Regions from separate parts of the Homo sapiens genome. Here region 1 is linked to region 2. A link is a loop called in an ENCODE intact Hi-C map of the cell type or tissue named here. Cell type or tissue: Caco-2. All regions are shown on one strand. Each heading gives the region's core, and the rest is flanking DNA. Links, peaks and the distances in the headings are about the cores only.

Region 1 (10,890 bases), core at 1,010-9,009, 79 kb before region 2:
TTTTAAGGGCTGAAAATAAGAGTTTTTTGTTATCTATTCCCAGTGACACCTTTTATAGTCCCTGAAATGATCATCAGTAAGTGATCAGAGGGTATTAAAATGAGATATTAGAAACAACTTAAGCGTTTAAGAAAATCATGTGTTTCCTTTGATATTCACAATGAATAAAAACATTTCTGATAGTTTTTCAAGATAATTTTTGAATGTCATTGAATACCAAACTGAAATATTTTTAAAGTTATATCAAGATCATTACCTTTAAGACACACTTAGGAAAGTCTTTTAGTCATGTACCGTTTTTATTTATTTGCCAACTCTTTAGGCCTTTTACTCACAGAGCTTCTGTTCATTTTTCTCTTTTGGTCAGGTAGCAGCTGTCTCTGACTAATTTAAAATGTTGCATTAAAATGAGCTGTACTATTTTCACCATTGCATATGTTCATCTTTTGCTTTTGGGAAATGACACGATGTGATTCAGCATGTTAATTTAAATATCACCCAAAATGTAATCATTTCCAGATCCATTTGCTGACATTTAATACTATTCACAGTTTAAAATGTCATAAAACTAAATACAGTGATATTTGTGTCAATGCTGATTTTTAAAGTAAAATATATATGTTTAACTTGTTGGCAACATTATTGTCTAAATAATACATACTGTACACAGTAGAATCAGGTGTAATATCTACAGCATGTAAGGGCCACTTAAAAAACCGTGAATGAACGTTTGGTTTAGGTCTGTGCTGCAAAGGCCAATTGTCATTATCTTAAGTAACACTGTGAATTTTGGTTTTAGGGCCTGTTAATAAAAGATTGGCTAAAACAACTCTGCCATGGATACATACATAGAATTGTCTGCGTGGGGTTTGCGAGTTTTTCACCTTTTGTTCTAGGGAGTAGTGAATGCTTACAAACTAAAGATAGGTTTTAGTTCCAGAAATTTCACCAAAGGAAGAAGAGTCAGTAAGTTTTAAGGTCTAAAGGAAGCTTTCCCTTCTAGTTCAGTTTTTCTGTGAGAAAAACTAAAAATTATCTTCCTTTATCCCAGTTTCTTTCCTGTATTCCTTTAGCAAGTCCTTTCCAAAATTCTTTCCCCAAAAGCTAGCTGGCTAGTTTGCTTGCTTTTTAAAATATATTTTATATGAAAAAATTTCAAACATACAGAGACTAGAAAGAATAGCGTAATAAATACCATGGAACCATCACCTAGATTTAACAGTTGTTACTATTTTTATTATATTGACATCATTTCTTCTTTTTCTGAACTATTTTAACATATATATAGAAATTATGATATTTTACCTCTAAATTCTTTTTTTTAAATGTTTTCCTATGTAACATAACATTATTACATCTAACAAAATTAGCATTAATCCTCTGTCATCAAATACTCAGTGCATAATCAGATTTCTGTACTTATCCTCAGAATGTCTTTTGTAGGTGCTTTATTTAAATCAGATGCAACCAAATAAATCTAGCAATATAATTTAATTACTACTAAGTAATTTAAATGTAAGAATTAAAATTCTAAATGACTAAAAAATTATTACTTTTTTTAAAGCATGGAGCCAAGTTAGTTTTGTATTTGTCAGAGTTGATACATAATCACCAAGGTGAATTGACTGAAGAAGAGCTAGGCACAGCAGAACTGCTTATGAATGCTTTGAAGTTATGTGGTCACAAGTGCATCCCTCCCAGTGCATCAACAAAAGCAGACCTTATTAAAATGATCAAAGAGGTGAGTCAATGAAACCATAGTACTTTCTTAGGAGATTCCATCATAGATAAAGAATGATTGACACTACTTTTTTAAGAACAGGCTATCATTGATGATGAACTTGAAATGATTATTTTATTTTATTTTTCCTATATACTATATTGCTTTTGTCTATGTGAGAAAAAATAGGCTTATTTTAAGGAGCATTTTGTTCTCTGTGGTCATCAGTATCCATTATCAGTAGCCTTCAGTGAAGGAAAGATTTTTAAAGTGACAAGCAAGCTGAAGCATACCTTGAGTTAGAGGTTCTTTAATGAAAAAGCAGAGTAAGGAGGCAAGCAACTATGTAAACTCATCAGGTTTAGCAACCCTGGTTAACCATTCTACTCTAACTTATGTGACCTAAATTATATAGACACAGAATTATAACATTATAACATTGTTTAGATGGTTCATTTATTTTAATATTCTGGTCTCCTAGGGACAATTGTTTTTCCTTTGTTAACTGGGTTTTAAAATTAGTTTGTTGGGCTCTGTGACAATGTTAGGTGAGAAATAATAAATTTTATATAGTATATTATTATCTAAATCTTCTAGGAACAAAAGAAATATGAAACTGAAGAAGGAGTGAATAAAGCTGCTTGGCAGAAAACAGTTAACAATAATCAACAAAGGTAAGATTTTATATGTTCCAAAGGCATGTATTTTAGGAATCCATTAGATTTCACATATACTTTTAGTTTTAAAGTATCATGTTCTGATAAATACGTTCCATGTATGCTTAACTATGGACAATCTTATTATTTGTTTAGTCTCTTTCAGCGTCTGGATTCAAAATCAAAGGATATATCTAAAATAGCTGCAGATATCACCCAGGCAGTGTCTCTCTCCCAAGGAAATGAGAGAAAAAAGGTGATCCAGCATATTAGAGGAATGTATAAAGTAGATTTGAGTGCCAGCAGACATTGGCAGGAACTTATTCAGCAGCTGACACATGATAGGTAAGCTGCGGGAGGTCAGTTAAAATTGTCTTCCATGAAGATTTAAGATATTGATGTTAAACGGAATTTGTATTCCGGAATTCAGACTCATAAAATCATTTCATTAAACAATTTTTTGTTTAATCATTTGTGATGTTTTTTTCATCTTAAAGAATAATCATATGAGTTTTTTTTAATTCTTGAGGAAGAAAAGTAATGAGGGGGGCAGTAGCTCATCTAGATAGTAAAATTAGCTTAATTTTAAAATATGGTCTGTAAAAGAATAGAGAAATCACTGAAACAGGATGGTTGAGAAAAATATATTTTTCTAACTAATTTAAAATATGTATTACAAATAACAAAAAGCGGGAAATCAAGGTATTATTCTCTAAATTTAGTTAAGATAACTTATTCATGTGACTTTGGTGTACTAAAATACACTAAACATTAGACACTAAAGTAAATTCCATATGGATAAAAGAATTACTCGAAAAGTTTATAAAGTAGAAGATAATAGGATATTTGTCAACTCTTTGAAGGATAGATGACTTTCTAAGCTCAAATGCAATAGAAGAAACTGCAAATAAATCAATGGATTTTAACCTTAATTTTTTCCAGTGTATTTAACAACCATAACAAGAACAAAAAAGCCTGGAAATATATTTTCAGCAAATAAAGTTATTTTTATTGTTTGAAAAACTTACACAGATTCTAAAGTAAAATATTATGATCCCAGAAGTTTGAATGAGCAAAAGGCATGAACACATTCCTCACATAAGACAAATGAATTACCAAACACACGGGAAAATATTCAATATTGCTAGAGGCTAATTTGGTTTTCTAGAACCTCTAGATACCACATTTTACTTTTTATGTTAACAAAAATTTTGGCTGCTAATATTCACCGCAGGATATTAGCTGTCCTTACTCAGAACTTTGGTGGCATTGTACATTTTGACAATATGTATTAATCATCCTAAAAACATTTTACTTCTAGCTTCAGTTATCCTATTTTAGTGATTCTATCCTAAGGAAAATATTCGAAATATGGAAGGCAGGCCAGGCACAGTGGCTCACACCTGTAGTCTAGTACTTTGGGAGGCTGAGGCGGGAGGATCACTTGAGCCCAGGAGTTCAAGGCTACAGTGAGCTATGAACATGCCACTGCACTCTGGCCTGGGCAACAGAATGAGACCCTGTCAAAAAAGAAAAAGAAAAAGAAAGTAAACATAAAAGTTTTCATCTCTGCATTATTTATGCTAGTGAATGAATTAGAAACAAGTTATAAACCGTAATATGGTTAAATACATTACAATGCATCTACCTCTTTATTGGGCAGCCATTCAAAATGATGAGATAAAGATAATACTGTTTCAGTAAAATAAGGCAAGTTATAGAAAAATGATCATAATGATCATAACTACAAATTAAAAACAGATGCACGTTTTAAAAAAAAAAGACAACAACCGCTACCAGTATTTTGGTATGTTTAGGGTATGAATAAGGGTATTTTTTTCTCTTATTTATTTCTAAAAATGTACTTAATATGTTTTTCCTGTCTTATTTCATCTAAGATAAAATTTATTTTAAAATCTTTTTAAAAATGTGATTCATACCACAGAAAGAAATTGATTTTATTTGTTTCATTAGAGAGTAGGCAAAATGAGGCCAGGTGAGGGCGCTCACGCCTGTAATCCCAACACTTTGGGAGGCCCAGGTGGGTGGATCACTTGAGGCTAGGAGTTTGAGACAAGCCTGGCCGACATGATGAAACCCCATCTCTACTAAAAAAATACAAAAATTAGCCAGGTGTGGTGGGAGCCTGTAATCCCAGCTACTTGGGAGGCTGAGGCAGGAGAATCGCTTGAGCCCGGGAGGCAGAAATTACAGTGAGCCAAGATCACGCCACTGCACTCCAGCCTGGGCGACACAGCCAGACTCTGTCTCAAAAAAAAAAAAAAAAAAAATGCAAAATGGGAAATGTAAAAAATTAATTTGGAAAAAAAATTTACCTAACCATATTAAATCCAGCATGTTGTATTATGTTGCTAAAGTGTTCATAGTAGTCATTACATATCTTTTAAAAAATTTAATAGTTGAAAGAAACTGGAAGCAGAGCTTGCCTTCAGGCGAGGAACTGGGAGACTGGGATTCAGGAGCAAAAAGACACTTAGATTTTATTACTTCTACTTGTATATGCATTCCCTGATCAAATATATAAACATTTGGAGTTTTTAAATTAACAGATCAGTTGTGACTTACTTACTCAATCTCTATAATGATTTTTTTTATAGCTACAAGTCCTGGATGGTCACTTAAAACACCCTTTAATCTTTTTACTTGCAGAGCAGTATGGTATGACCCCATCTACTATCCAACCTCATGGCAGTTGGATCCAACAGAAGGGCCAAATCGAGAGAGGAGACGTTTACAGAGATGTTATTTAACTATTCCAAATAAGTATCTCCTTAGGGATAGACAGAAATCAGAAGGTAATAGTGGCTTCTTGACTCAACATATAAATATAGCAGAGAACTATGGTCATTAGATAAAGATAATATTTACTTTTCTCCTCAACAGATGTTGTCAAACCACCACTCTCTTACCTGTTTGAAGACAAAACTCATTCTTCTTTCTCTTCTACTGTCAAAGACAAAGCTGCAAGTGAATCTATAAGGTAACTTTGAATCAATAGACCTTCACTCTTTCATGAATATACAACAGCTTATTGTAGTGTTTATGTAATATTTATTTTATATAATGCCATCATTTTCAGAAAAATCCTAAACAGGAAAGGCTCAAGGGAGGACAAGGTTATATGGCCAAAATCCAAAAGGAAATGACATTTCTGACAGCAAGAGTTCATGGGATTTCAGTCATCATGTTCTGGCCCTTGTTAGTTTACATATACACACACACACACACACACACACACACACACACACACACACACACATATAAATATGTATATATATACACATATATGGGTACATATATATATACCCATATATATGTATACACACACATATTTTGTAATTGACTGTTTAACATCTCTATCTATTAATATAGATAGAGCTGCTGGTGGTATCATCAAGCAGCAATATAACGTAGTGATTAAAGGTTTAGATTCCAGTTCCTGCTCTTACTAGCTCTTTAATCTTAGGCAAGTTACCTAACCTCTCTGTCTCAGTTACCTCATCTATTAAATGAAGAAATAATAATAGGTATCATAGCGTTGTTGAGTATTAAGTATGTTATTATATATTAACTATTGATAGTATTATCATTGCAGTTATTGTGGTTGTTATTATACCCATTTCATAGATGAAAAACTGAGACACAAAGAAGATAATTGGCTAAGAACACAAAGGAACTTTCTGATTCCAAATCCTCTGTTTTTCCTAGAATACTAGGCTTTTTTAAAAATGTATTTGATAAATTACCTTCATAATAATGTAAATAATACAATAATAGTATATAACAAATAAATAATACAAAATAATAATACAAAAATAAATAGAGCACACACAAAAAATGTATCTGAAGTATCAGAGGCATGAAACAATGTTTGCTTATTTATTAGAAAATATAAAATATTGATATCTCTTTTAAATAACTTAATTTCTATATTCTGTCTACAGGTTATAGGGATTATTAGCCTTTTCTAGGCGTTTCAGTCATTTCTCTTCTAATAGAATGCTAAAAAGGAGCTAATATTTTCATGTGGGTTTCGACAAGATACCTCATGCTATTGGAACTCTATCTAGTCTGCTTTGCAGAAATCTTTTACTAGGTAAAATAAAGCATATCCTCTCTGAAATTGGTCAGAACATTTAGTCATAGTAATTTTAAATATGTTTTGACAGAGTGAATCGAAGATGCATCAGTGTTGCACCATCTAGAGAGACAGCTGGTGAATTGTTACTAGGTAAGTCAAATTTTGAAGAATTTTGCACATATTCACCCTGCCTTATTTGATTCTTAGATTATTTAAAGTGTTTTTTGACAGCATGCCATTAAATTGGATAAACTTTCTGTAGTATCATATAGGCTAATTTGCCTTAACATTATATGTAATTGCATATGAGTCATGAATGTGAAGAAATGATATCTTGTGTTCTGAAAAGCACATGAATAGCATTTTAGTTTTTATAAAATTGTTTCTTCATGATATGCAAATTTATATTTAACCATTTCTTTTATTATATGCCAATTTAGATTTTTTAAAGTGAAAAATTGTTGATATCTTACCTACTATTTTATCAGATATAACTGTCCATAAGAAATATGTCTATTTTAAGATTGTCCATAATTTATATTCTCTATTGTGCTTCTGAGAGAAAGGACAAGATTGTTAGTCCATAGATACCTATATAGTTATATTTGTTTGAAAATTTTATTCTCAAAATATGAAGGAAAACAATTATACCACTTGATCTCTATTCCCTTAAAGAATCAATCTGTATGCTGTAGGCTAGGTTCTCCAAGTGTGAGAACCCTGAATTAGTAGCATCAGCATCTCATGGGAGCTTCTTAGAATTGCACATTCTCACGCCTCAGTCCAGACTTGATGAATCTGAAATTCTGAGGGTGGGGCCCAGCAGTCTATGTTCTGATGAGCCCTCCAGTGATTTGATGTACCTTCAAATTCGAGAATGAATGTTGTAAGCTATAGCCTCCAAGGTCCAAGATATGGAGCTTCAAGCCTGCTGGGACTGAGCCCCACCGTCACAAGGATGGAGATAGTACCCTTCTCTGAGCTAGCCATGCCACTACTTCACTACTTCACTACTTCACTACTCGAGGGTGATGAGCATGCAGGGGGCGGAACCTCAGAGAAGTTCCCAACATTTTAAAACACGATGTAGGGACATGGGTTAGCAACAGCCAGCCTATGAAACAGGAAAAAGTTGGAGGCTATGTTTAGGGCCTACTCTACCCTATTGAGTGTCTCAGTCTGCAAAATAATTAAGGATTTCCCTTTGGCTAGATAATTTGGTTTACCACTTGACTTCAATTAGTGTGGAACAAAATAAAGCAAATCTATATGCTAGTAATGTAAGAATAATGGTAATAATAAATAGCCAACATTTATTTAGCACTGAGCACATATGCATTTTGCATATATTCTAATTTAATTTCCATAGTAGCTCTGTGAAATAGAGCTCCCTGCAACCTTTTTTTTTAATAAAGAAATTAAGACACAAAGAGGTAAAGCAACTTGCCCAAGACTTCATGGATACTATTCAAAAATATTTATTGAGTGCCAGGAACTGTGTCGAGGTAGTGAGATTCAAATTCAGACCAAAGGACTCCAGAGACCATGCATTAAACCATGAATGGTAGTGTGCACATACATTTTAAAACCCTTATATCCAATTACTTTCTGCAGGTAAATGTGGAATGTATTTTGTGGAAGATAATGCTTCTGATACAGTTGAAAGTTCGGTGAGTAGAGGCTTAAGTCTGTATTTACATAAATCTAGACAGATTCCAAAAATGTATCAATTCAGTATAACTAGAGAGAAGGAAGAACTATTAGAGTTCATTCTTTGTCACTCTATGTATAGATTGGTCTGAGTTCCAAACATTTTTTTAAATATAATTTTAAAAAGAAGACTGTACCATCTCCTCTGGCTTATGGCCCAAGTATCATAGCAGTTAATATAAGTCATATTCTAAATGCTCCTATTATATCAATTTATGTTCATTCCTTCTTATTACTGTCCTCCGTTGCAACAAATATCTATTCCTTGCCACTCCCAGTTCACTATCAAGTACCTTTGCCTTCAGAAAGAAAGGAAAAATATTAAATAATTGAATAACTTAAGTAATTCTGATATTCACATAGCTTAATAATGATAATTGTTATTATTCTAGACAGACTGATATTAATCAGAAAATAGACATATTTTTTGTATAATAAAGCTTTTTATTTGAATTATCTTTTATGCCATTAAAATATTTTTTGAGATTCCTGTAATAGGAGAAATAAGCTTTTTGTTTCAGAAAAGTTCTAAAGCCGGGAATTCCTAAGGATATACTAAATGAGATTATGTGTGGTTTAATTACTAATATATATTTTATTTTAAATAAATTAGGCTGGGTGCAGTGGCTCACGCCTGTAATCCCAGCACTTTGGGAAGCTGAGGTGAGTGGATCACCTGAGGTCAGGAGTTTGAGACCAGCCTGGCCAACATGGTGAAACCCTATCTCTACTAAAAATACAAAAAAATTAGCCAGTTGTGGTGGTGGCGCCTATAATCCCAGCTACTCGGGAGGCTGAGGCAGGCGAATCGCTTGAACCCAGGAGGCGGAGGTTACAGTGAGCCGAGATCACACCACTGCACTCCAGCCTGGGCAACAGAGCGAGACTCTGTCTCAAAAAAAAAAAAAAAAGAAAGAAAGAAAGTAGTGAGTGAAAACATGAAGTTTGGTTATAAAATAAATGTAAAAAAAAAGTCATGAAAGTATTTAAAGTAGTCAGAAATATGAACAGCATTCTTTTCTCATTTATATAGCAATTACCACAGGGTATGTCCCAGATAGTAAAATATAGTTATGTTATTTTTCAAGATGGATCCTTTTATCAGCCAAGGAATTTAATAGTTGATGTATGAGACAACTTTTTTGTATGTCCAAAAGATGACAGTTTTTCCCCTTAAAAATTCTACTCAATTTGTGTTTAACTCCATTTGACATGAGGTGACAGAAGAGTCTGAGTCCATCTGTCGAATATGTTGGTTTATTTTCAGTGCTTGAGGATACATTCACAAATACTTGGTCTGGGAAGACACCATTTAATTTTAAGTCAACTTGCATGCTATAAATGTGTTTTATATTTAAATAAAGAGGAAAATTTTTTTTTCAAATCTAAAAATGCCCTTGCTTCTCAATAGATTGAAAGATCCTTCTTTCCTATGTACTTTTGTAATGTTGGTTCTTCTTATATAACATTTGGTATCTTGCGTTGTGTGTGCAAATGTGTGTACAAATATTTCATGCCCCCTTTTTGACCCATACAGATGTATTTCATGCAGAGCACTTAGCAGAGTACCTTGCGCATAGATGTTAATTAATATATGTTGAATGAATGTTGAAACTAAACAAAGGAAGAATTCAGTTTTAAGTATGAAAATATTACATTTTCATTAAGACATTTTATTTTATTCATAATATATTCCCTGCCTCTACTTATAAAAATTATTTTGGACCAAGAACAATAGTAAAACACACATAGAGTAGGATAATCTGAATCTAAAAAAAAAAATTAAGGTTTTGGAAAGATAAAGAGCCTAGGATAAAATAGTTCTTGGCAATTGAGTCCTAAATTTGCTCTGAGCTTCCTGTTAGTCAACACAGAAGAGTAAGTAAATGCAATTTTTTTAAAAGGAAAAAAACTGATTTAAAAAAGAAAACTAGGATGCAGGTTGATTTGAGGAGATAAATTCTAGCTAGTTTTAAACTTTAGTAGAAACTTTTCATTATTTCTCTATTAAAAGCATTAAGTAGCATAATTTATGTATTCAGTTACAATTTACAAAAGATTAAGATGCATTTTTTTTAAGTTTTTCTTGATTTTGTACTTTGGGAGGGACCTAGTGATGGTAGGATGTGTAGGCCCTGTGGTCCCTACCTCTTCATTTCAGAATGTGGGGATTTGTCTGAGTACACTAGGATTAATACTCTCAAGCAGATTCAACCTTCCAGTGATTCTTTTCTCATCTTCTTTTCTTCTGTTGACCACCTAGCAGGGGAATGTATCTATTTGGTATGTGTTGATCTGTCAGCTTACATTTAGTGAGTGGGGCTTTATTTGCAGGAATGCCCCATTAGTTCCAGGAATGCTCCTCCAGAGACTCTGCTTTCCCTTTGCTGAATGACTCGGAAGCATGAGAACTGTTTCACAGCTCGGGCGTTTCCAGGCCATCCAGACATGGATTTAACCTAAATCTATATGATGGCAGGCCCACAGTTATGAATTCTCAGAGAGAGGCTTTTTTTCTATGCTCTAGGCTCCAGGCCAAAAGAGACAAGCTTGCTTCCTGGTTAATCCTCTTTATTTTTATTTTGTTATTTTTTATTTTTTTAAGACAGAGTCTCACTCTGTCACTGAGGCTGGAGTGCAGTGGCGTGATCTCGGCTCACCAAAACCTCCGCCTCCTGGGTTCAGGTGATTCTCCTGCCTCA
Region 2 (10,890 bases), core at 1,366-9,365:
ATCTTTCTCTTGTGAACATCTATGAGTTTCGAAAACAAAAATCATCAGAGCTGAATCTGAGAAATAGAACTGTTTTCGTCACAAACAAGTTACAGTTACGAGGTACTGAAAAAAAATGTGTGATTCTGCAAGTAATTCCAAAAGAGGAATTTTTTTAAGATTTTGAGCAATGCATAGTATCACTGGAGTAGGGTAGATTAGGTACTTGGGAGAAACGAAGGAAGAAAGCAAGCAAGCGTCACAGGACGGACGGACAGGTACCATGTCTTACTGTTTCTTTTCTTGATTTTTTGTTTGTTTGTTTGTTTGTTTGTTTCAGACAGAGTCTTGCTCTGTTGCCCAGCCTGGAGTGCAGTGGCGTGATCTTGGCTCACTGCAACCTCCACCTCCCGGGTTCAAGAGATTCTCCTGCCTCAGCCTCCCAAGTAGCTGGGATTACAGGTGCGTGCCACCATGCCTGGATAATTTTTGTATTTTTAGTAGAGATAGGGTTTCACCATATGGGTCAGGCTGGTCTCGAACTTCTGACCTCAGGTGATCTGCCCGCCTTGGCCTCCCAAAGTGCTGGGATAGAGGCATGAGCCACCGTGCCCGTCCTTCTTGATCATTTTTAAAAAAACTTCCCAACCCCAAATAAACTACCAAGTCCTGCTTGCTTTTCTTTGTGTTTGGATAACGTCTTTCACAAAAATGAAGCCCACACTAGATTATCTTCACTTACACACTTTCCTTGGAGTGAACTTATTTGACTCCCCTAAAGGGTCTCTTAACTCTTTTCTTGTCCTCCGTTTTAGTAGATTACAGTTCTTCCTTATTTATCTCGGGATAGTTCTTATACAAATATTAAAACAAGCATAAAAGTGACAAGAGTTGTGTACACATGTCCTGTCAGAAACGACAAAAGCTCCTTTTAGATCCACTGAAAAAGGCTTATTTAGAGCCCTATTTAAGACCAACAGTTTCATTATCATTCAGGGACAAATTGTGCCAGAAGCAACCTGTCTCTCTTTCAATCTGGTAATCCTTATATTTTCTCTATGCAGTAAATCGCTCCATATTAGACAATATTTTGCAGTTTTTATTATCCTGTTATCAGTTGATGCTTGGGAACTTTTTATCGAGGAATAACATTCAAAAGCTAACGCTGTTCTTTTAGTAATTTCCTTCCTAAGTGAGGCCACTCATACACCAAACTACCTTTGCCAAATCTTTAAAAAAAATTTAAATTTAAGCAAATCAATGAGTACATGGTTTTTCTTGATGTCCCATTAAACATAGAGCATGGTTGCTCATTCTTTTAACATTTTTGGGCTTCTACAACATACCAGATACAAAGATTTATGACAGAGAATCTGCTCTCAAAAGAACTCGATGAGAAAGGAAATGTAAAAAGAGAACTGTGACACAACCAAGTAACTTTTATAATAGAAGCATCTACATATCAAGGTGACTCAAATGGGAAGTGGGGAGCAGTCAGATTAGGTTTCCCAAAGATATTAAAGAGATAGGAAAATCTTGGCCAGGCATGGTGGCTCATGCCTGTAATCCCAGCACTTTGGGAGGCCGAGGCAGGTGGATCACCTGAGGTCGGGAGTTCGACACCAGCCTGACCAATGTGGAGAAACCCCATCTCTACTAAAAATACAAAATTTAGCTGGGCGTGGTGGCACATGCCTGTAATCCCAGCTACTCGGGAGGCTGAGGCAGGAGAATCGCTTGAACCCGGGAAGCAGACGTTGTGGTGAGCCAAGATCACACCATTGCACTCCAGCCTGGGCAACAAGAGTGAAACTCTGTCTCAAAAAAAAAGAAAAACATATATATATATATATATATATATATATATATATATAAATATAAATCTTGAAGACAAAAATTTACCAGATTTGGGCCAAGGTAGAAGGAAACCAAGACTCAAAGGTATAAGAAGACAGGGAGTGGAAGTGCTCAGTGTGTCAGAGACAGAGGTGGAAGAGGGGATGGGGGGAAATGAGGGTTAAACTATAATGGGAACTTCTGCCTCTGTCCACTTGGGGAAAACTGAGATCAGACTTACCCCGCTATCAAAAACAACTGGGAAACGAGATGATCTATGAGGCAATGATTTTCAGTGTGGAAAGCAGACAGCACAAGATATGATGCCTGAAGGAAGGGAAATGAACTGAGTAAATCTTATTGTTGTCTTGGTTTTCTGTACTTAAAAGGTAGCTACAGTGCAGAAGGAGATCCAAAGAAGAGTACAGAAATCACGCTGAGATGAGGAAATGGAGACCAGAGTTTGGGGGAGGCTGAGAAACCAGAATTTGTGGCACAGAGTACCATACAGTAGGTTGCTGCCCAGCAATGAAGAGATCCAGATTGAAAACAGAAATCATCACAGCTGAATCTGAAAACTAGAACTATTTTAGTCAAAAACAAGTTATAGTTACAAGGTACTGAAAAAAAATCGTGATTCTGCAAGTAATTCCAAAAGAGGAATTTTTTAAATGTTTTGAGCAACGTACAGTGTCATTGGAATAGGGTAGATTAGGTACATACTTGGAAGAAACGAAGGAAGAAAGGAAGCAAGCATCACAGGCCGGATGGACAGATACTATGTCTCATTGTTTCTTTTCTTAATAGTTTTTAGGAAAACTTTCCAAACCCAAATAAACCACCAAGTCCTGGTTGCTTTTCTTTGTCTTTGGATAATGTCTTTCACAAAAACGAAGCCCACCCTTGATTATCTTCACTTACAGGGTAATGCCTGTGGGTCCAATGGAGGCTCTGGCTGAATACTAAGCTGTATGTGCATAACACAAAGCTCCATGGGTCTGAGCAAAGAATGTACAGGCAGCTGTAAGCTGAACAATTCTCGGAGCTCACAGGGGATTCGGATACATCTGAGTTCCAACCCACCAAAGGGGAAGAGTTCACTGAACACACAGGCATTCAACTGCGACCCCAGAAGAGTCACACCCTAGTAGGAAGGCTAAACTAGTCCTAGAATAAACTAATCCTATAATAATGGCTACGAGCCTTTAAGACAACCATCAAAAGGATCGAACATCTGTAAATAACCACCTTCCAAAACAAAGTCCCTATTCTTTAAAAGAACACAGCATCTACTAGAAATACAAAAATTAGCTGGGTGTGGTGGTGCACTTATGGCACAATATCAAATGGTCTATCATATCTGTGATTGGAGTCCCAGAAGGAGAAGAGCAAGATAATGGGTGAAAAATTTTTAATTTGATATATTTTGATAAAAATTGTAAACCTACAGATCCAAGAAATCCAATGAACACCAAGCAGCATAAACACAAAGAAAACCACATCAAGGCACATCATAATCACACTGTTGAAAACCAGTGATAGAAAACTTGACAATCAGCCATAGAAAAAGAGACGCATTACATATCCAGGAAAAGGATAAAGATCTGCAGATTTCTTTTTTTTTTTTTTCTTTTTCTTTTCCTTTTTTTTTTTTTTTTTTTTTTTTTTTGAGACAGAGTCTCACTCTTGTTGCCCAGGCTGGAGTGCAGTGGTGTGATCTCAGCTCACTGCAACCTCTGCCTCTTGGGTTCAAGTGATTCTCCTGCCTCAGCCTCCCGAGTAGCTGGGATTACAGGCGCCCACAAACACGCTCAGCTAATTTTTTGTATTTTTTAGTAAAGATGTGGTTTCACCATGTTGGCCAGGCTGGTCTCGAACTCCTGACCTCAGGTGATCCACCCACCTCGGCCTCCCAAAGTGCTGGGATTACCGGCGTGAGCCACTGTGCCTAGCCTGGAGATTTCTTCAGAGAAAGTATGCAAGCACAGTGAATGATATCTTTAAACTTCTTCAAGATGTCAATCTAAAAAAAAAATCCTCCAAAAACAAAGGCAAAATACTTATATTCAGAAAAACAAAAACAGACAATCACCAGCCAATCTGTATTACCAAAAGAAGGTTAAAAAATGTTCTACAGGCAGAAGGAAATGATATCAGATAGAAATCTGGATCTTCACAAATAAATGAAGAGCATCAGAAATGATAAAAGATTTTTCAAAATCATTTCTAAATGTTTCAAAAGAAAATTGACAGCTTAAAGTAAAATAATGTTCTGTGGGGTTATTACCTATGTAAAAGGGAGATATAACAAAAATAATACAAAGGATGGAAGAGGGGGAATGGAAGCACACACTATAAAGAATCTAATAGTGAAGAAGAAGTGGCATGATGTTATTTGAAGGTAGTCGACGGTAAATTAAAGATGCATTTTATAAACCCTAGAACAAAGAAAGAGGAGGAAAATGAAGGTCAATACTTGAGATAAAATGGAATACTAAAGTATACTCAGGCAGGAAAAAAGGAATGAAGAATAGGACAAACAGAAAACAAATAGCAAGTTGGTAGTTTTAAACCCAACCACATGATAATTACATAAGAAGTAAATGAACTAAACATTCCAATTAAAAGTAGAGATGGGGTTTCACCATGTTGACCAGGATAGTCTCGATCTCTTGACCTCATGATCCTCCCGCCTCGACCTCCCAAGGTTTTCCTTCTTTATCCCTAGTCATATTCTTTGTTCTGAAGTCTTCTTTGTTTTTATCTATATAACCACTGCGGATTTTTTACTATTAGTTGTCAAGCTGACAGATCGTCAAGCTGAATTTTAAAAGCAGATCCAGCTCTGTGCTGCCTACGAAGATGGAGAATCCCACTTTTAAGAACAAAGATACAGGCCGGGCGTGGTGACTCACGACTGTAATCGCAGCACTTTGGGAGGCCGAGGTGGGAGGATCACCCGAGGTCAGGAGTCTGAGACCAGCCTGGACAACAAGTTGAAATCCGGTCTCTACTAAAAAGGCAAAAATTAGCTGGGTGTGGTGGTGGACGCCTGTAATCCCAGCTGCTCAGGAGGCTGAGGCAGGAGAATCACTTGAACCTGGGAGGCGGAGGTTGCAGTAAGCTGAGATGGCACCATTGCACTCCAGCCTGGGCGACAAGAGCGAGAGTCTGTCTCAAAAAAAAAAAAAAAAAAAAAAGATACAGATAGATTTAAAAATTAAAAGGATATAAACACATATCATGCAAACACTAATAGTAAGAAATCTGCAGTGGTTATATAGATATAAACAAAGAAGACTTCAGAACAAAGGATATGACTAGGAATAAAGAAGAAAAACCTTGGGAGGCCGAGGAGGGCAGCTCATGAGGTCAAGAGATCGAGACTATCCTGGCCAACACGGTGAAACCCCATCTCTACCAAAAATACAAAAATTAGCTGGGCATGGTGGCGTACGCCTGTAGTCCCAGCTACTCTGGAGGCTGAGGCAGGAGAATCGCTTGAACCCAGGAGGAGGAGGTTGTAGTGAGCCGAGATCGCGCCACTGCACTCCAGCCTGGGCGACAGAGCGAGACTCCCTCCCACTCCGCAAAAAAAATAAATAAATAAGAAGAAAGAAAACTGATACCCAGGGTCCTGGTGCCAGACTTTACACTACTGCAGCTATCCTGGGTGATGTCCAGAGATGAACGGAATCAGAATTACCTGGAGGGTTTGGGGAATCACAGGTTGCTGGGCCCCACCCCCAGAGTTTCTGATTCCTTAGGTCTGGGTGGGGCCTGGGAGTCTGCATCTCTAAAAGATTCCCAGGTGACACGCTGATTCTACTGGTCTTGGGATCCACTCTGGAACCACTTGTTGACTGACCTCTTCCTCCTGTTTAAAACTGACATGATCCTATCTTGAATGATAGTGTAACAATTAGAAAGATAAAATAAGGAAATGATGCGCTTGAAAGTGTAGACACTGATTTCCCTTGTGATTGATTAATTGAGATTGGGATTTGGGATAAAAGGAAACCTAGGATTCTGCCTTAGCCAACCAGTCGGGGGCGGGAGGTGGGCAGGAAATGCAGGAGAAATAAGATTTTGGGGTGAAAACAATGAGCTAGGGTTTGGATTTGCTTGAATTTTCAATGCAGTACTCATATATCTTTCTCACTTTTAAAAGTCTGTGAGGTGGACATGGACTGGCTTCGTCGGTTTGCCAAGGTTTAATTTTGTGCCTTAAATGGGCACTTGAGAGCTTTGTAAAAACCGATGTGTTTGCTGGCCCCGTGTTTACGGGCCTTTGTGATCTCCGCGTTCGCATCCAATCTGGCCCTTGGGCTCCGAGAAGGTACACGTGTGTGTAGGGCAAGGTCCAACCAGTGGGGCCAGGGATCTGAGCAACAAGCGCGCCCTGTGTCCTTTGTGGCAGGGACCGCTTGTGGACGGCGGATGAGGATGAGGCGCCCAGATCTTCCCGAAATATTTCCTAATCGTTCATCATGATGTTATGTTGTTGTTTTCACAAAGGGAATTAATATTGGCCTCCTTTTCTACAAATCTTGCCAACACTGCGTGAAATGTTTTCGTTGCTTCTCTATTCCCAAGGTTTCGTATTATTTTACCAAGTCGGAAAATGGACGGCGCTTAAACTGTTTTTTCCCTGAAAGGAAGAGGGCTGTAATCACTAAAGTGTTTTAAAATCTCCAGCGCAAAAGCCTGCGGTGCCACAGGGACGAGGCCTGGAGAGCAGTCGCTCCTAGAACCGGGGCGCGAAGGGCACCCCCGCCTCCAGCACGCGCCCTCCGCCCTCCCGGCCTCGCTCCCCCCGGAGTGGGGGCCTCGCCGGCCCCTGGTCCCCGTCACTCAGCAACGTCGGGTCAGCCTTCGCCGGGTTAGTGGCGACGCGGCCGCGCGAATTCGCACAGGTATTCCGCGTTTCTCCGCCGTTCCCCGCCTTGGCCGGAGGCTTCCGAGGCGTCCCTTGGTGCAGGGTGGGAAGCGGCCCGCGCCCCAACGGCCCAGGCGCTGGAGCTCACCCCGAGCGAGGGCGGTACCTGAGGCTTCGGGGAGCCCGCGCTGACCGCGGCCCCGTCCCCAGACCCCTCCAGCAACCCCGGCCCCGCCCCAGACCCCTCCGGTGATTTCCCCCCCGGCCCCGCCCCGCAGATCCCTCCAGTGATCTCCCCCCCGCCGCGCCCCCCAGACCCCCCCCCAGTGATTTACCCCCCGGCCCCGCCCCACAGACCCCTCCAGTGGTCCCCCGGCCACGCGGGCTCCGGGGGGGCGGGGCGGGGGCGCGGCCCTTTGCTGGGACAGGGGGCGTGGGCCCGAGTAGCGGGCGGGGGGCGCGGGCCCGGGCTGGGGCGGGGGCGGGGGCGGGGAGCGCGGGAGCCCCGGTGACGCAGCAGTGACGTCGGTGGCAGCGGGCGGGATTTCCCGGGCGAGACCCCGCGGCGGAGTGGGCGCGGCCAGCGTGGAACGGGGGCGAGGGTCGCAGAGTCGCCGGCTCTCCCTTCCCCAGTCTGGGCCCCCACGGCACAGGGGGCCGAGCAGAAGCCCCCAGCGTCCAGGGCCGGGGGAGGGTCCGCCTGCGCCCCCAGGCCCGCGTGGTCGGGCCCTGCAGGGCGGGAGGCGCGGCGCGGGGCGGGGCCGGTGACGGGACGCGGAGACCCCGCGGGCGGCGGGAGGGGCACGAGGCGCGCGTTTGCACCCGAGCCCGGCCCGCGCCCCGATGCGGAGCGATGCCGCTCGGCCTGGCCGCCCCCCGCGAGCACCGCGCTGCAGACGAAGCCCGCGCGTGATCCCGCTCCGGGTAAGTGGGCGCCCGGCCGGAGCCCCGGGTGTCCGCGGGGAGAGCCCAGCCCGGTGCAGCCAGACGCGGAAGGGAAACTCGGGGTGAAAGTCTCCGGACCTAGGGAGACGGCTCTGGCGCCGGTGTGGTCCTCACGCCGCCAGCTGCTGCTGCACGCGACACAAAGACCTGTGGTTCCCTCGGCCTCCTCTCCCGGGACCTCCCGCCGGGCCCCGGGGAAGCCCGCGCGCGGGTGTGGACAGCCCCCTCGGAGCGCGTCCAGGGGCTTCCGGGGCTGGGGGCGCCCGGTCCCTCCGGCATGAGGCAGGCGGGGGCTCGGGGGTCCCCTCTTCCATTTGTAGGTCACAGAGCGTTTGCTGTTTTCCCAGCGGGGACGTCCCCCGTGGAAAAGGACCTCAGTGGCAGGAGATGGCGTGGCTGGTTGGGCGTTTTCTTTGGGGAAATGTTTCTGGCGAGTGCCTGAGGAAGCCCTCCTGGCTCCCCAGCAGCCCAGACGCCGCCTCGGGAGCACTCGGGGTGACGCTGGAGCCACCGCAGCTGAGGGTGGTTTTCCTCACCTCCTTGATGGCGTCTGTCCCCGAGGCTGGTGCTGAACTGAAATGTGCTTCGTTCGCCGCGCGCGCCCGGCAGCAACCGGGGAGCTTTGTTTGGCTTGATTTTTTAAATTGCCTTGGAAATAACGCGAAACGGCGGGAGGGTGAAGTGGGGAGGAGGACAGAGCGTGGTGGGGAAAGACTCCTTAATTTAAGATTTGCTTCATTTCGAGTATTTGGGGCTAAGGTGTTAGGAAACCCGAAAATGTTAAAGTTTGATCAAGTAATAAAGTGGATGATGGACGCCGGGCCTCCCACCGTCTCCCCGGCCCCGCGGCTGCCGCGTCTCTCCTCTACCCGTCGCCTCCCAGGACTGTCAAATGCTGGCACCGGGCCCGTGCCTCTCAGCCGGAGCAAAAGGCCGCCTAGGCTGCGCCCGTGTGCTCCATTAAAACGTGCCAGTCCTGTCGTCTGCTCATGAGTGAGGTGTGCCGCTTCCCACAGTGGACAGGAAATTTGCAGCGGCGAATGCCTCACAGTAGCCATGGGGGACCTGGGCTCTGCGGCCGGCTTCTCGATTCCTCCCGCAACTCCTTTTCCTGATTTTTGTATGAGGCGGGGGAGGGGAACCAGCCGCCATCTGATCTGGCCCTGTTCCCTGCAAGAGGCGACTGGGGGGACAACTAAGTTGATAAATGGAAAGCCTTTTCCAGCCCGGAGAAACAGACAGAGGACCTATAAACTGGATTGTTTTTGAAATGTAGGGTTTGCTCAGTGACCGGTCATGATAAGAGATGGCTGTGGCACTTAATAAATAGTAGGTGTAAATGCAAATGCAAGGTTTACAGTGATGCCTTGCCTGTTAATGAGCAGCCTCACCATGGGGTTAGTTAGGCTGAAATGACTATTTAGGACAATGGACTTCCTGTTGGCCCCCACCTCCATGCACAACTCCAGTGCTCATAGGCCTTAAAATTCGCCCAAGGAAGCCAGTGGAGGATGTAGGCCTGGCTCAGAAACAGCACAGCTAAGGGGCCATTCCCAGCAGTCCTATGATTGGCGTTTCTCATGCAAACTGATGGTGGAGAAACCAGAAAAAAAAAAAGCTTTTCCTAGATTCACTTTACAGTTTTTAAAGCAAAAGTGACAGTCCCTGAAGTCCCCCAATATTCAGTGCATTCTTTGAAATGATAGAACATCAGGTGGGAACATCGCCTGTAATCCCAGCACTTTCAGAGGCCGAGGCAGGCAGATCACTTGAGGTCAGGAGTCCGATACCGGCCTGGCCAACGTGGTGAAACCCCGTATCTACTAAAAATGCAAAAAATTAGGCGGGCGTGGTGGTGCACGCCTGTAATCCCAGCTACTTGGGAGGCTGAGGCACGAGAATCACTTGAACCTGGGAGGCAGAGGTTGCAGTGAGCTGAGATGGTGCCACTGCACTCTGGCCTCAAAATAAATAAACAACATGAGGTGGGAACATGGACCCTGACCCCTGGGGAAGCAAGAGCCACAGCTGTCTCAGGAGGGCAGGAACACTGTAAAATGTGTACAATGCTCCTTCCCCCAAGACCTACACGCCCAAACCCACGCCTACCACAAAACTACTGCTTATGCAGAAAGCAAAGACTAAGGTCTGTACCCAACAATTTCTTCTTTTATTTATAGCTGCATCTCACTTATTTCACTATCACATTTTTCCTAGTTTGTCTCAGTTTCTGCTTGGAGAGGGGAGAATGCCTAATAATGTATGTCAGAAGATTGCCCCTTTCTTCGTGGAATTTTGAAGTAGTAACTTTAAAATATTACCTGATTTTTGTTCTTGAAACACCTTTTAAGGATATACTGCTATCTAATCTTGCTGGTTTTCCTTTTTTAAAATTTGGTATTTTTATTCATTCTAGATATACTTAGGCATAGAGACTTGTATTATTCAGGTAGAGAGATTGTTTCTTTTTTAAAACCAGAAACCAAAATTTAACTCCTTTAATAGAGGTATAAGTACTACATAAATAACCTATCAACAGTGGATAGCAAGGATATTTTAATTGAAAGTCAGAAAAGCTAAATGGTATCAGGAAAGAAAAGGAGATTGCAGGGTAATACTACCGAAAGACTGAAAGAAGCTGGTTAAAAACCTCTAAAGAATAAGCCAAAGACTGTTAATAAATGATCAAAAGTAAAAACACAAATGAAATTTTCATTTTAGGAAATGTTAAGAAATAGGGGCTAGAAAAGCTGCTGAAAGAAAAAAATTACTGCAGAGAAAACAATGGGTGCTTAAAAAGAGATCAGTTCAGTGAGCTTGCTGGAGCGTTCCAAATTCCTCTAATTGCCAAGGAGTTCTTGTTAGACTGAATGGTGGCTGGTGGGCAATCAGATTCCCTGCTGGAAATTGGTAGACAGAGTGACAGGTGCCATGCAGATAAGGGAAAGCCGGCTGTGTGCAAGACGCCGTGCTCACTGGGGAAGGAGCCCTGGGTGCCCAGGAGTGAGGAAGTATAGGGAGCTATGGAGGAACTGTTCGTCTCCATGGCCGTGAGGTTTGTGGGTCACCAAAGGCCCAGTCTCCGAGGATCGGATAGGGCTAGGAGCCCAGGTTAGTGGGCAACAAGGGGAAAGAAGGGCAATGATTGGGCTAGACGTGTCATGTGGATGATCTCCTTTGATACTCACAGGATACCTGCCAAGTTTCTAATTTGCAAAAAACAGCAGTGACTGCTTGTGTCCTCTCTGTCC

The links. Peaks named below come from ENCODE experiments on the same cell type or tissue, not always from the same donor. Only the 100,000 strongest peaks of a DNase experiment are listed, where the experiment ranks them.
Region 1: it touches region 2 in a loop (2.5-fold over the local background); 4 of 110 quality-filtered maps call a loop at or near these places.

What each region holds. Positions count from the first base shown.
Region 1 is chr1:235,725,334-235,736,223 of GRCh38, reverse strand. LYST (lysosomal trafficking regulator) reads left to right here. Exons shown (of 53, transcript NM_000081.4): 32 at 1,565-1,741; 33 at 2,318-2,394; 34 at 2,533-2,721; 35 at 5,047-5,192; 36 at 5,281-5,377; 37 at 6,567-6,628; 38 at 8,093-8,148. Among named protein-coding and RNA genes, the nearest start is that of GNG4, 81 kb to the right of the region's middle. In Caco-2, for the core only: a CTCF peak has its summit at 4,394 (motif pointing right); a DNase peak (open chromatin) is centred at 4,413.
Region 2 is chr1:235,646,390-235,657,279 of GRCh38, reverse strand. It overlaps GNG4 (G protein subunit gamma 4), which reads left to right and starts at 7,496. Exons shown (of 4, transcript NM_001098722.2): 1 at 7,496-7,618. RefSeq lists enhancers at 5,680-6,531, 8,997-9,291 and a silencer at 7,522-7,631. In Caco-2, for the core only: no CTCF peak of the experiment used is centred there; DNase peaks (open chromatin) are centred at 6,179, 6,749, 7,749, 8,179 and 1 weaker place; H3K4me3 peaks cover 2,872 bases.